2 separate regions of the Mus musculus genome follow, and region 2 is linked to region 1. The links are chromatin contacts, found by Hi-C or POLR2A ChIA-PET in ENCODE. All regions are on one chromosome and are shown on one strand. The core of a region is the stretch at or near the end of the contact, and the rest is flanking DNA. Distances in the headings are between cores, read along the strand shown.

Region 1 (7,713 bases), core at 2,479-4,978:
GTTGTGCACATCAGTCCCCCCTCTGGTGTGGGGTATGTATTACGTCAGAAGTATTGTGGTAGATTAAAATCACTCGCCTCTGAGTAAGAGGTAGGAGGAAGAGACCTGTATCCCACATTTTTCTTAAAGGTCATACCTCGGTGACCTAAAGAGCTTTCATTGGGCCCTACCTCTCAAAGGTTCAGCTCCCTCTCAGTAAAGTCATAATAGGGAGCAAGGCTTTTTCAAACTCGGATCCCCAAAGGGCCTTTACCATTCAGACTCTAGCAGAATCCAAGCCTTAATAATCCAGAAAACCTGCCAAAGCTTTTTGGAATAGAGTTGTTGAAGAGATGACATCTGCTGATTGACAGGCTGGAGTTTATTGAAAAGAGACTTAGGGATGAAACACAGAGTGATTGGCAGCTATCAGCTCTTCAGCCAGAGACTGTGGCAACTGGGAACGGATGGGCGCTTACTTCAGAGGACAGTCTAAGGATCGACTGTCCAATAAATAGAATTGTGATGTTTGCAAGGTTAAGGTTGAAGTATTCTTTTTTAAGTTTTAATTTTTTAAACCTTTCTGGGTTTTCATCTATGTGTATACCAGATGCATGCAGTGCCCACAGGGGCCAGAAGAGGGCATCAGATCCCTCAGGATTGGCGTTACATGTAGCTGTGAGCCACCGTATGGGAGCTGGGAATCAAACCCTAGTCCTCTGCAAGAGCAGCCAGTGCTCTTAACTGCTGAGCCGTCTCTCCAGCCCCAGATGCCTTCTTAAGGGACAGAAGGCTTGATGTTTAATTGCTCCTTCCAGGAACAAGAGCTTTTGTTTATTTTACATGGCATCTGGTGAGGGAGAAATGAAAATAATACAGTCCAAATGAATGTGTCTTTGGCATTCCCATTTTCTACGGGCCACTGGATCTGTGCTTCTGGGTGTGATTTGCCAGCTCTCTATTAAAAAGCTATTTTACCCCCCTCAAGAACCTACTCCAGATGGAAATAGCTTTTTATCAGTGAACCAACATCATTATGGAGTTTGGACAAGAAAGCGAGCTCCTTCCCAGCGTTGCTACTCACACAGCAAGTGTCAGAGAGTCGGCTGAGGTCTGCTTCTTTATTCAGGCGACATTCCTTTATCGTCCAGCCACAGTGTGTAAATGTCTGCAGTAATGGGAATGTCATGGGCTTGCTCTCAAGGAGCGTTGTGTGGCTTGGTAGGAAACGGGCATGGCTGTGTGTGTGTGTATGTAGGAGAAAGGACAACCTCAGTTGCCACTCTCATCGACCATCCACTTCACTTTTTATTAGTAGTATTTTTAATGATCTCTTACTGGCCTAGAACTCACCAAGTAGGCTAGGCTGGCTGTTTGGGTGGGCACTGTGTTCCAGAATTCTCTCATCTCCACCTTCCTAGCCTTGGGATTACAAGTGTTTGTCACCGCAGCTGGTTTATTATTATTATCTTATTATTATTATTGCTAAAAACAGAAACAAAAAATATACTCCAAACCACCTGGATTCGGGGGGATCAAACTTAGGTCCTCACATGTGCAAGACAAGCACTTTACCTACTGAACCATCTCCCAGGTCCTTATCTCTGCTTTTCTTATGAGATTGGAATTGCCTGTCTTTGATCAAACGGAAAGAGAGGGAGATGGAGAAGGAGAAAGGAAACGATACAGAAGGGGCACAGGACAGTGTCGCTGGGTTCTGTTGACCCATGCTTTATGCAATAAGATACAGTGTATACAGCTCTTACTGGAGGGGTGCTGTATGCTTTGGACTTTGGGCATGTCTCCATCTTGGAGAGAGGTTCCTTAGTTCTCCCCCACCCCCACCCCCACCCCTCAGATATTGTTTGTACGATTTCTTCTGGGTTTGTAAAAGCAAGCACAGTCATGTGGGCATAATGACATTCTGACGTTAATCCCATAAGATTATAATGGAGCTGCAAAATTCCTATGGCCCAGTGACCTCTTAGCCAGTCATAACATCAGTGTGACCCATTACTCATGGGTCTGTGGTATTGGTGATGTAAACAGACCTACGATGGTGTGCTTTGCCTAGAAATACTGTAGATATCATTCCTTAGGTAGACAATGCTTGATAGTAAATGACTCTTACTGAATTATCTATTTAGTGGGTTGGACTTTTTTTTTTTTTTTTAGATTATGTTTCTTCTGCTTGTGAAAGAAAACTTGACTGTAAGTCAGTTTGCTATATTATGCCGGCAGTACCCTCTTGTATCTTGTATTTACCGTGCCTCTCGATTGCATCATTTTGTCTTGTGCTTGATTTAATTTCATGTTTTGTTCATTATGGCTCTAGGAGCAATAGGCTGTTTCTCCCCAACCTCCAAGCCCGTGAGCGTGTGTATCCCACAGGCTGGGTGTGTGCAGCATCCAGGTCTGTGTAAATACACTTAACATGATGATCATATGACTCGGTTGTCACACTCCTAAACAACCAATGGTTATAACCCTCTTCTCTGCTGTTCTCAGCTTCAAGAGCTTAGGACTAAGGGCCAAAGAAACGTGGAAAACAGCACTGAGAATCTAGGGATAGGTAGATTTTTCTTCTAACCTCCTTGGGAGTCCACAAAGGGCTCCAAGGCAGAGCCTCTGGCCAGTCTGAACCAATGGGGAGGTGTTGGGGGGGGGGGATTTCTTTTTCTGAAAGCAGATTCACACCTCCTCCTCCTCCCCCCTCTCAAATTGGAACAGTCCTGGGAAAATGGGACAGGTGTCCCCAGTTAAGAGACAGGGCTGTTTACTCAATTCAGCCGAACAGCTCTAAGGGAGAGGAAGTCTTGCTACAAAGAAAACTTAACATTTCCTATCATGAGGTAGTAGTCCCTGCCAGTTGAACCAAAGGACCAACTGGAAACGCTGCCTACTGTCCTCTAACAGGTGAATACCAGGTGAGAGTGGGCAGGTCAAAGTTCACTCTGGAGACCAGAGGCCTGAGGAAAATGTATCTCTGCTTCTACCTTAACCTTCTAAGTAAGCCACTTGCGGGGTATGCTGATGGGGGAAGGCGCTAGAGAGAGGCGTCTTTCCATTGAATCGGTGTAATTTGGCCACGGCCTCAGAGCATCAGGAGTAAAGTGAGAAAGAGGAAATCAGAAGGGTTCAAACACTAGTCAGTCCAGTCACTCCAGTTCTGGGCCAGGCCAGCCACCATGTCCCGCATCCACCCATCACTTGGCCGCCAAATAACCCCTGGAGTTTTACTCCGGAAGGGACCACCAGGCGGTGATTGGCTCGTCTTGGGCGTGCCTGTCCGATACATCCCGAGGTTTCCTTTAGCTGCTCCAAAACTGACGTGAAGCAGATTTTGGTGCAATGCGAATTAGCTCCAGCAGCGGAGTCCGGAGGTGACTGCCGAGCTCCGGGAGCGCCTGCTGGGGCAAAGCTGCGGCCAGGAGTCAACGCCCGCCTGCCGATGGCTCCATCCAGGCCGCCGCCCATTGCCTTGACAACAAGCCCCCACCCGCCCTCCTGCACAGCAGGCTTGGGTCACCGGCTCTTGGGTATGCGAAGGCGCCCCGCCCTGGGCGCCCCGCAACCGTGAGCCGCGCAACCCCACCTTGCCGAGAGCTTCCGAGCGCCAAGCAGAGGCGCCCCCTCCTGCTCGAAGAGGGAAAGCCCGGGCGCCCCCAGCATTGACTTCATAATAAAGCTCCCTAAAGGCTAGGGCTCCCCCGCGCGTTCCGGCGCCCTGCACCTGCTGGGTTCTCCCACCCGCCCTCGCCCGGGGACCCAGGGTGCGCGGACGGCCTGGGAGCGTGCGTGGCTCCGTGGTCAAGTGCTGCATCCCGGCGCCCAAGCACGGAGCTCCTGGGGAGGGGAGGGGGAGCGGGACATCCCCGAAGGCCGCCTCGCGGGAGGCGGGGAGGCTGCCGGGTGCACTGGGAGGGCGGGGAGCCCGCGGGAGGAGGCGGGCTGGGGGAGTGGGGCGGGCGGCGGGGAGGGAGCAGGAGCCAGGCAAGAAAGTAGCAGAAAGTGAGGCTGGCAGGCGGCGGCAGAGGCAGGAAGTCTTTGCCGGAGAGCAGTAGAAATTAGAGCCAGGGAGGGACCGCGGCGGCAGCAGCCAAGGCGAAAGAGGAAACTGCCGAAGAGGAAGCTCTGCGGCAGCCCGAGCCTCCCTGCGCTCCGCATCCTCCCGCTCCGCATCCCGGCGCCGGGCATCCCCCGGAGCCCGCGCCGCGCCTCCGGCGCCCCTTCCCCAGCGCAACCCTCGGCCGCCCTACAGCATTAGTCTGCCATGGCCCGGGAGAACGGCGAGAGCAGCTCCTCCTGGAAAAAGCAAGCAGAAGACATTAAGAAGATCTTCGAGTTCAAGGAGACCCTCGGAACGTAAGTGGGTGCTGGGGACCAGCGGGTGGAAGTAGCATCGGTGGCGGCAGCAGCGTCGGCTGCTCCTGCTGCTACCGTCGCCACCGCCACCGCGGCAGAAACTGGCTGGTCGATGCGTCCTCATTGTCCCATAGTCCGCTCTTATGGAGACCCTCCGCGAGTCCACCGCGTGGGTCTGCGCCCACGGTTGACACCTCTCCTGGGCGGGGGAGGGGAGCGCAGGGCGCGCAGAGAACAGCCCACGCGGGCGGGCGACTTTCCTTTTCCCTTGCCACCACCGCCCTCCACTGATTTTCTCCCCACGCGTGACTGTGGGCTGAGCATGGTGGATCTCGCTGATCGCTGGCTGTGTGCACTTACTCATCGTGTGTATGGGCGCACTGGGCCGACGAAAGTGGTCACGAGGAAATTCAGCTTTTGGTCCTACCCTTACATCATATATTCCTATGGAATTGACATATGCACGTACTAGGTGTAGACAAGACTTTGGCTGGCCTCAGGATGATGGGAGGGAAGAATTTCGCAGTATTCAGAGTGACATGTGGTCAGAGCTTCATCTGTGTGTACATCTCACCATAGGGTCAGATGCCCGGCGCTGGGGTTCATGTCCGGGTGGGAGGAGGATCAGTGAGTCTTTAGGGGCGGTTCTCTCCGGGGCTCATGCTTGATGGTTACATCTCCAGAAAGCAGAAATAATCAAAAGTGTGTGTCATCAGAGCTCTGAACATGTGCCACTCAGTACAGCTGCAGTTCCCTTCCTGCGCATGAGTTGGCTTTGTTTTGTTTTGAAGCGCCTCAGATAGGTACAGGGGCTGTGAAAGAATTCAGCGCCGCGGAAAGAGTCTGAAGTTCAAGTTATTTTCTTCCACCACTTGATCGGTTTCTGGTTTTGATCGGTATCTGTACATGAAGATACAGTCTCACACGTGCTCCGTAAAATGAACCTTTTGCTGGGGTTTAGGAGGGTGCTGATGACTCGGAGAAAAGGAGGTGGTGATTCCCGGGTGTATCTGTGTTTCTGGGCGCTTATCTCTCCTCCTGCCCTCTCGGCCTTCTTATTTCTGGGCTTGGTTTGCTTTTCCAGGACCTCAGTTTTCAAGCCTGCTCGAAGTGCAGAGTCCCACAGCTAAATATTGGTAATTATTTCCCTCCACCCCTCCTGTACCCCATCTGCAGTGTGTCCCCCAGAGACAAGTCGGAGGGTGGCCTTGTCAGCTGTGCTCCCAGATCCCTGGGACAGACCTGTGCAGTGTGCTGAAGCTCTCAGTAGGGTCACCCTGCTGTGCCTGCTGGGCACCAGGGAAGGCATCTCTGTGCACGTACTTGCTGTTTTGTGGAAATAAAACAAGAGGGCTCTTAGCTTTTTAGTACAGGGGGTGGGGGTGGGGGTGGGGTTCCTGGCTAAGAGATTACTTCTGGTCCAAACTTTTAAAATTTGTCATTGAGGTTTGAGGTTGTGCATCTGAGCCGCACAAGTTAACAGGAAAACAGAAGTGTTTATCAGTCAGGCAGGGACTTGGCATATGGCTGCAGGTGAGGGGATGGCAGATTGAGGAACACCCTAAGGTGTGAACCCCTTACGTGTCTTTTGCCGGCCTGAAGGGCCCCTTTGCCTGCAGCCTTAAGGCAGGTGGCTACAATCTCTCTGTATAGACTCTCCTCATTGGCAAAGCCCCAGCACTGTACCTGCACTTCTGCAGTGGCCAGGCTGCTGAGCTCAAGGAGCCGGCTTTGAACAGACTGTGCTGGGTAACACGCTGCTTGGTTTGACTCCTGGAAAGGATGGAGTTTTGCCTCCGTGTTGACTTGAGCGCAGGCAGAACAACTTCGTGGACTTGAGCTGTCTTCTAGGGTACCATTTGTCTGAAAAGAGTTCAGAAACCCCCTGGTGTGATGCTGGCAGGGTACCTAGGATGGTACTAGAAATAAAATGATCAAGATAAAAAGAGTTGAATGACACAATAGGGTTTCTCTGTGTAGCTTTGGCTGCTCTGTTCTGGAACGAGCTTTGTAGACCAGACTGGTTTTGAACTCACAAGAGATCTACCTGCCTCTGCCTCCCAAGTGTTGGGACTAAAGAAGTGTGCCACCACAACTTAGCCTATAGTGGCATTCTTAAAGGTATACAAAGCACTAGGCATTTGTTCTATGGTCCTTGTGTGTATTAATCCATCTAACTGACACCCTAAATTTATGACATTAGTCTTACCCATAGTTTTCAGATGAGGAATGGGGCAACTGAGAGGCTATGAGCTAACAAGCTAACTACCACGTGATGGAGATAATAGAGCTAGGCAGAGGAGGTGTGAGTGTGCACATGTGTGAGAGGTCAGAGGTCACCATTGCCTGTCTCCCTCCTTCACTCCCTGCCTTACTTTCTGAACTGGGGTCTCACACTGAACCTGGGGCTGGTCTGTTTGGCCAGAGTGGCTGGCTGAGGAGCTTCAGGGATCCAGCTGTGCTGGGATTACAGATGAGTGCCGCAGTGGCTGGCTTTTATGTGGGTGATGGGAATACAAATTCAGTTCCTCATGCTCGTGTGGTAGACTGACCCAGACATCTTTCCAGTTCCAGAATGAGCAGCCGTCCTGAGCCTCAGTGCCACCGAGCCACTGTGTAGTCTAAAACTGATCATTTAACGTGAGAGGAGCCAAGTGCTTGCCTAGCCTACCATGTGAGGCCTGAGTTATATGTCAGGACTACAGATAATTTAAAAAGCATTTTAGCATATGGAAAGCCAATTTTAATAAGGGTACACATAAGCCACAATTAGGAACAACCTGTTGTCTAAATGTGCAAAGATTTCTTGGCTTATTAACAGTGCACTATTTCCCTGGCCTTGCTAGAAGTGGTCCCAAGTTGAGAATGTCTGGCTCACCCTGGGCCAAGTCTAGCGATTCCAGTCTGAACCTCACTGTAGATGAGATGAGATGCACTTTCTGTTCTTCTGGGTGGGCTGTAAACCTGGACTTTCCCCTGGTTTGTAATGAAGTCTAGTAGAGGTGTAGATAATAATAACTGCACTCTGTGCCCAAAGATCTGGGTAGCTCCAGTATCCTGGCCCCCACACCTTCACCAAACACCTTCAAGATCCTAAGGCAGAAAAATCCCCGCCAGAAAATGGTGCTTTTGAAAACAAACAAACAAACAAACAAACACACACACACAATCTTGGAGGAATATGCACTTGCCAGGCTTTGTAATTTTGTATTTGGCAATCTTATCCAATATCTTATCCATTATAGGCTAGAAGGTTTACTGTTAGAAGCAGAGGGTCAAGCCATTTTGTCTGTGTGCTTAGGGGGACCTTGCTGAATAGGGGCCCAGGGAGAGATGACTGGATCATGAGGATGGAAGGAGAAATTGAGG
Region 2 (7,713 bases), core at 1,656-4,155, 130 kb before region 1:
TGTAATAGTTTTAGGCGAGAGATAATGAGAATGTGCAGCAGGGTGTCAGCAGTAACAAACAATAGCTAGAGTTTAGTATTTGTTCTAAAACTGCGTTTAGGGGAAATACAGGGTGATGCCAATAAGATTTTAAAGAAGACTAGAACATTAGAAGAAAGATCTGAGTCAGGGTTTGTATTTGGACTTACTGAGTTTGTAACACTGGAAATATTAATCTAAAAGTCATGTTATGAGTTCAAGAAAGAAAATGTGTTTTTGTTGTTGTTGTTTTTGTTTTCCATTTTGGAATTATTCAGTAGGTCACCCTGGCTGTAACCATTTGAGTACTGACATTAAAAAAAAAAAGTCCCAAGGGGCTGGTGGGATAGCTCAGCAGGTCAACGTGCCTGAGAGCAAGCTTGAGTCCTCCATGAAATCCCAGGGTCCTACATAGGAAGAACTCAGTCCCTCAAACTGAAAAGTTGTCCTTTGATATCCATATACTTGTGGTACATACCCACCTGCACTGGCACACACTAATAGTAAATTAAAGTTTTTAAATATTTGATAATATGATTTTTTTCCACCATTGTATTTAAAGACTGTCATGGATGAAAACTGAAAAATACAAAAACCCCAGCAAGGCTACATGAAGACAAACATGGTGGTTAAAACATAGTAAGAAATGAGCTCTACTGTTCCAAACACTTGAAGATCCTTTGTTTGTGGTGTCAATTTATTGAAAGTTGGCTGAGTCTGTAGCAGTACCTACTGCAGCAGTAAAAACAGATACTGAAAAGACAGAATATACAAGACCGCTCCATTTCCTTCCCTGCCCTCTTCCTAAAGTTTACAAACTTAGCAGGTTCTCTACAAATAACTGCTTCAGTTTCTATGCCCAAAGGTTTGCTGGGCAGTACTGCTCCACCCAGATGGATAACATTCCTATCTACAACAAAAAGTACTTTACCCAAATGCATTCCCAACCTCTGCTCACATTCCCCCTCCCCCTGCAACTCGGTAGGTCAAATAAAACAAGTTTTTGTGGCCTCTCACATATGCTCTCTGTCTCTGAGAAGCAGCACCATTCTCCAGAAAATGAAAAGGGAAGATATGGATTATTGCTGCTTTTCCTCACATCACAGAGGACTAGCCAGACCTTGATCCTAGCACTGAAGAGACTGAGGCAAGTGGATCTTTATGAGTTTGAGGCCAGCTTGGTCTATGCAGAGCAGTGGTCCTCAACCTTCTTAAAGTGTCCATCCTTTAATACAGTTCCTCATGTTGTGGTGACCCCCTCCCCCAACTATAAAATCATTTCGTTGCAACTTTGCAACTGTAATTTGGTGTCATGAATTGTCATGTGAATATCTGGTCTATAGAGCATCTGATATAGGACCTGTGAGAGGGTCGTGACCCACACATTGAGAACCAAAGAGTTCCAGGCCAGACAGGAGTATGTAGAGAGAGACTATGTATCAAAACAACAAACAAGCAACAAAACCCAGGATTGATTAATTCTGGATACCACCATTCTTAAATAAGAAGCTCTGCTATCCACAACACATCATTATACACTGCAACATTATAAACCATTGATCTTGATTTTGGAAGGTATTCTTTAAGCAATGCTTCCAACCACTTTACCTGTAACATTTCAAACAATGTATACCTCTCCTGTGTGTGTGTGCACGCGCGAGCACGAATTCTAATTCAAAATACAGAGGATTCTGTTCATCAGTTCTAACAAATACCTTTCTAAAGAGGTCAACAGTGGCTGGGGTTTTTCCTCTCTCTCTAATTTAAACTGCTTAGATGCGCTGTGGAAAATGCAATTTATTTTTCTGTGAGGGTGAGTATCAGAAATGTGGTGCTTCTGGACAAATACGTGCTTGGAACATGCCCAAGGCTTCTACATTACAGGAAGCACCAGAGGGTTTGAAAGGCCTGTCTCTTGCAGCTGGTGATTTTTTTCCTTTTTTTTTTTTTTTTTTAAAAAGAAACTGAACTTTGTAGGATGATAGATGGAAAAAGGAGTAGGGAGAAAAATGATATCACAAGTTGTCGTATACAAACTCTTCCAACCTTTTACGATTTCATCATTGCAGAGACATTGATAAAAATATGTGCTTTTTCCACACTGGTAACTTTTTCGGAATTGGACTAAACTTTAAGCTTAAAAGACACAACTTTCCCCTTTTTCTTGATTTCTCAGACGAACATCGCTTCTTTCATCTTCAGGATCGTAAAATACCACCCTCCTCCCCAGAATCGTGCATGCGGGACTTCTTCCCTGTGTCTCTAAAATCTACTTTCCGGAATGAGAAGGGGCCATCCTTCTTGTAGATGCCTCAACTGATGTGTTCCAACATTTACTGTGCTGTTCCCAGGTTCCTCTCGTAGCCCAGGCTGGTCCGCCTGGATCCCGGGTTCTCGTCTCGCGCTCAGGCGCAGACGCGGAGACACGCGCGCGCGGCGGGCTGTACTCTGGGCACCATCGGTTGTGCTCGCGCCCTTTTTTCCCTTCCCCTCTCCAAGGACACTTAGTACCGAGGTTGGCTCGCGCCCACTTACCTACACTAAACTGTGGGATGTGGAAGGGATTGAGGAGGAAAGGAAAAAGGATCAGGCAGAAGCTGCAGTCTCCGTAGAATCAGGCGCCACCGCTAGAGACACCGGCGCCTCTCGTGGTGCAAGGAGGATGTGCACACGTCCTCCTCCAGGCACCCGTAGAAGCTCAGCTAGCTTCAGATGATTACCTTCCGGGTCGAGGTGCATACAGACGAAAGCGGAGATGTAAGCTTCCTAAAAATCTACGCTTTCGTGCCTCTTCTCTGCGGACTCAGATCTCTGTGTGTCTTGCGCGTCTGTGTGGGCACGCTAAGCATACAGTCTACCATGGCTCTAGAGTCTAGCGCCAGCGGACTTTTACGGACCGGAAGAGTCCTTTCTTTAAGACGGCTCGGTCGGCACTTCCGGAAGTGCTGCGCAGGGTTCCGGGAGAGGGCTGGCGGGAGAGGGAAAGGCGGCTATTGACGCGGCAGCTGGAGAATGAAGAAGGAGCATGTTAGTCACTGTCAGTTCTCCGCGTGGTACCCACTTTTCCGAAGCCTTACCATCAAGAGGTAACCTATCCCGGAGTCAAACCGGGGGGTTTGGGTAAATCCCATCCCTTCAGAAAACTAAACAAAATCCGCAGGCCTTCTACTCAGTGGGAGCGACTGTGTCGAGCTGCGGATTTTCTATTGGCTTTGACGGAGCAAGATTAACAAGTAGATCAGTGTTTGCCGTGCGTCCTGTTCGGAATCAAAGAGCGAGTCGAGGGAGGTAGGGAGGCGGTGGGGGTCCTCGGTAGGGTAGATTGAAATAGATACTTTGGGAATTGTCAGAAGCGCAAGGCAATAAACAAAACAAAACTGGAGACTTTGCCTGCTGCTGACCGACAACCCCCTCTGGTGAGAGTTGCGTTCCATCATTGTACAATGAGAACAGTGATACAGACGGTACCTCCAAGTCTGGATGAAGCTCCAGTTTGGTAGTGTGTATAGGTTGCATTGCTACTGACGATCCAGTGTTCTGAGAAGAAGCAACCCATCTGGAGAGAAAGTGGGATCGTTTGGTTTTTGGTTTTGGGTTTTTTTTTTTTTTTTTTTTTTTTTTTTGATTTTTGAGACAGGGTTTCTCTGTGTAGCCCTTGCTGTCCTGGAACTCACTTTGTAGACCAGGCTGGCCTCGAACTCAGAAATCCACCTGCCTCTGCCTCCCAAGTGCTGGGATTAAAGGCGTGAGCCACCACCGCCTGGCTGAGAAGGTGGGATCCTATTCTCTAGTTCTCTGGCCTGGAACAAGGAATCTGTCCAGGTTTGCAGAATGCCCACGGTGAATTGGTGCATCCAAAAACAAAACAAAACAAAACCACAAAAAACAAAATCCTGCCCCCAAGAATTAGATTGTAGAGTCAGAACCCTCTGTCTGGCTTTGAATTCTGGTTCTATCAGCATCTTCAGCAAATTACTTAATCTCTCTAAACCACATTTGAAAACTTAGAAACATAATAGGATTGTCATGAGAATTGCAAAAGAAAAAAAATACTTAAAATGTTGCCACTCTTTTGTAGCACATAGTAAACACATGAAAAATGTTGCCTGTTACCTTTTGGATTTAATAAAGCCTCATTAAAGTGAATTTTTTTTTTTTTAATTTTATTTATTTTATTATTATATGTAAGTACACTGTAGCTGTCTTCAGACACACCAGAAGAGGGAGTCAGATCTTGTTACGGATGGTTGTGAGCCACCATGTGGTTGCTGGGATTCGAACTCTGGACCTTCGGAAGAGCAGTCGGGTGCTCTTACCCACTGAGCCATCTCACCAGCCCCAAAGTGAATTATTTTAGTACACTTAAAATGTATGCCACATATAGGTGGATATGAGGATGGTAACGAGAAGGAAGTCAACCAATAACTGGGATTTTCTGGCATCCCTAGACAAGTCTGTGACTACATATGTGTACACACGTGCCCATGTGTCCATATTGGGCATATGGAAGTTACAGGATAACTTGCAGGAGTTTGTTTTCTCCTCTACCACATGAGTCCTGGGGATTGAACCTCAAGCTGTCAGATTTGATGGCTGGTACCTTTACCCACTGCTAAGCCATCTTACCTATCCCCCATGAAAGCATTTATTCTGTGCAGGACAGCCCTCCTACATTCCAGACAAATCATGTGGAGTCATATGGCAGCCTGCTTCAGTTGTTTGTTTCAGTGCTCAAGATATACATTCTGGCTACTGCTGTAGCATTAGTATTTTATTTTTATGACTTTTGGTTCAGAGCTGATTATGCAAATTCATTTTAGAAAATAATTTTTCTTTGTTCTTCCAGAATTCTATATATGCATACAATGTATTTTGACCCTGTTTACTCCCTGTTACCCCCTTCCACTTCTCTCAGGTCTAAGTAACAGGGTCCACCTCCCAACTTAGTGATGCCTGTGTGTCTGTGTGTGTGTGTGGGGGGGCATCCACTGAGCCTGGGAAATCTTCTAGTGTCCTCAGCACCAAAGAAAAATGACTCTGCTTCCCACAGCAGGCAATTGTCAGTAGCTATCAGCTAGGAGTAGGGTTGAAAGTTTCTCCCTGTTTGTCCTGGAACTCTACCTGGCCTGATCTTTAGCCGGTAACCAGAGCAGGTGAGTGCCCCGCCACATCAGGTCTAGAAGACAACAGCTCACATTGTCCGTCCTCTGGCCTCTACCCACTGGTTAGCAATGTTTCCTGAGCCTTGGTGTGAGGTTGATGTAGCTGTCCCATTGAGAAGTGAGCATTCCGCAGACACTCATTCACACACTTATTCTCGCCACTCTGATTTCTGTCTGGTTGTCTGGATTTGGCTAGTCTTTTATTTTTTCTTTCTTTCTTTCTTTCTTTCTTTCTTTCTTTCTTTCTTCCTTCCTCCTTTCTTCTTCTTTCTTTCTTTTTTCTTTCTTCTTCTTTCTTCCTCCTTCTTCTCCTTCTTCTTCTCCTTCTCTTTCTCCTTCTCTCCCTCCTCCCTCCTTCTCCTTCTCTTCCTCCTCCTCGTCCTCCTCTCCTTCTCCTTCAAGACAGGGTTTCTCTGTATAGTCCTGGCTGTCCTGGAACTCACTCAGAAATATGCCTGCCTCTGCTTCCCAAGTGCTAGGACTAAAGGCGTGCGCCACCACTGCCCAACAGTCTTTTGCTTTCTTATTTAATCTAAGAACTATTGTGGTGTAAGCTGCATTGTGTACTCATAGTATATGGTTCCTGGTTGTACTTCTCTGTTCCATGTTAAAATTAAAATAATGTAAATGCTTTTTTATCTTTACAGTGACTATAAAATGGCCGTTGGGAGGCTTTTCTCCCCGCTATGGCTGGTCCTTCTAAATGATGCCTTTTTGCTGTATTTTTTCCCCAGTGTCATCCTCCCGCTTCCTCAGAATGTGAAAGACTATCTACTTGATGATGGGACTCTGGTGGTCTCAGGAAGGTAAAGTATTGAGAAAACAGCTCTCTTCTCTTTCCAACCTAATGTTTATATTGGTTCTCTTCTGTGTCAGCCTCCCCACCCCTGTGACCTCCCTCAAGAAAAAACGTCCAGGTTGTGCTATCTAGGTAAGCACTGGAACCCCTTAAATAGAACTGAGTCCCCCCTCCCACCTCCCCACGACCCAGGAACCATCAGTTAAATAGAACTGAGTCCTCCCCTCCCACCTCCACACGACCCAGGAACCATCAGTTAAATAGAACTGAGTCCCCCCTCCCACCTCCCCACAACCCAGGAACCATCAGTTAAATAGAACTGAGTCCTCCCCTCCCACCTCCCCACGACCCAGGGACCATCAGTTAAATAGAACTGAGTCCCCTCCCACCTCCCCACGACCCAGGGACCATCAGTTGTGGAGAGCAACGCTTAGCATCCTTCTTACGCTTTTTAAAAAGAGTTCTCTTCGATGGCGTCCTTTCTAGGCCAGAAAACCATGCTTTATAATCATAAAGAAGCAGTACTGGTTACATCTCAGCATGTTCGCATAGTGAAGAGGGCGCTGTGTTAGCCTGGACGCACCGTCCTCTTCACTATGGGGGCAGAGGCAGATGGATCTCTGGGAGTTCAAGGCCAGCCTAGTCTACACAGCAAATTCCAGGCTAGCTTGAACTTCATAGTGGGAGTCTATCTCAGAATCAACACGTAGGCACGTCCTAGAGATTCATGCTTTGGTCCTCATGGTTGCACGACAAGTACTTTTACCCCTGAGCTACCTCCTTGGCCCCTTGTTTATCTTTTGAGACAGAGTTCTGGCACCCTCCCATACTGGCCTGAAGTTTGCTGTGTCTTCCAGGTTGGCCTCCAGCCTTGGGACACCTTGTCGTTGTTCTGAGCGCTGAGGCTTCCAGGCAAGCAGCACCACACCACCTTCGTCAACGTTTTGTTCTTCACAGATGACTCATCACAGTCCCTCTGCGCTTCAGCAGCTGCCCCGGAAGTCCCTCTAGTTTTCATTCAGCCCTCTGCCGAGACTTAAAGCTTCACGCTCACTCTCGTCAGTGGCTGGATGGACAGTCACCCCGCTGTACATCTTCCCCCCCTCAGCTCCTCTTATTTTGTGGTGATATTTCTTTCCATCATTGCCTAAAGGAATTCAGTCAGATGAGAGCAGGAGCCTTCCTCACCTCAGCTCTTGGAATAGCAGTACCTGGCACCTCCAAGGTGCTTGACAGGCACCTGTGAAATGGACCCTACACTTGTAATTACAGTGTATCTTTTCAGTAATGCTAGCAGGAACTGTATTTAACTTTTATTTTTTAGTTAATTTTTGAGATGTGGTCTCATTATGTTGCCCAGGTAGGCTCCATAGCCTTTTTTCTCAGTCTCTTGATTGCTGGGGTTAGAGATGTGTGGCAGATGACCAACTTGGCCTCTTTATTACCTGCTGGACTTTTAGTGTAGATTTCTGCATGGTATTTCTGGCTTCTTAGCATTGAGAACCCATTTTGTTTGTTTTTTGTTTTTCAAGAATGAGGTTCTCTGAGTAGCTCTGCCAGTTCTGGAGCTTGGTGTGTAGACCAGGCTGGCTTCAGACTCAGATATCCCGTCTCTGACTCCTGTGTGCTGGGATTAAAGACGCGTGCCGCTGCCGCCACCAACACCTGGCCATTGAGAACCCCTTTATAATTTGAAAATTGTTAGAGTAGAGTGTCATTAACTTGGTATAATTA

The links. Hi-C counts contacts between places; a loop is a spot of excess contacts on that map. ChIA-PET counts read pairs that join two places held with the same protein, here RNA polymerase II (POLR2A).
Region 2: a map of regulatory T cell shows a loop between it and region 1 (2.0-fold over the local background). The contact joins the promoter of Nudt5 here to the promoter of Camk1d in region 1. A Hi-C loop is called at or near these places in 1 of 37 maps with a recorded cell type or tissue (regulatory T cell). POLR2A ChIA-PET finds 5 or more read pairs at or near these places in 2 of 5 experiments (both embryonic stem cell).

What each region holds. Positions count from the first base shown.
Region 1 is chr2:5,710,777-5,718,489 of GRCm38, reverse strand. It overlaps Camk1d (calcium/calmodulin-dependent protein kinase ID), which reads left to right and starts at 3,728. Exons shown (of 11, transcript NM_177343.4): 1 at 3,728-4,344. The coding sequence starts at 4,253.
Region 2 is chr2:5,840,226-5,847,938 of GRCm38, reverse strand. Nudt5 (nudix (nucleoside diphosphate linked moiety X)-type motif 5) reads right to left here and starts at 2,905. Exons shown (of 10, transcript NM_016918.3): 1 at 2,554-2,905. Cdc123 (cell division cycle 123) reads left to right here and starts at 2,762. Exons shown (of 13, transcript NM_133837.5): 1 at 2,762-3,104; 2 at 5,915-5,986. The coding sequence starts at 3,031.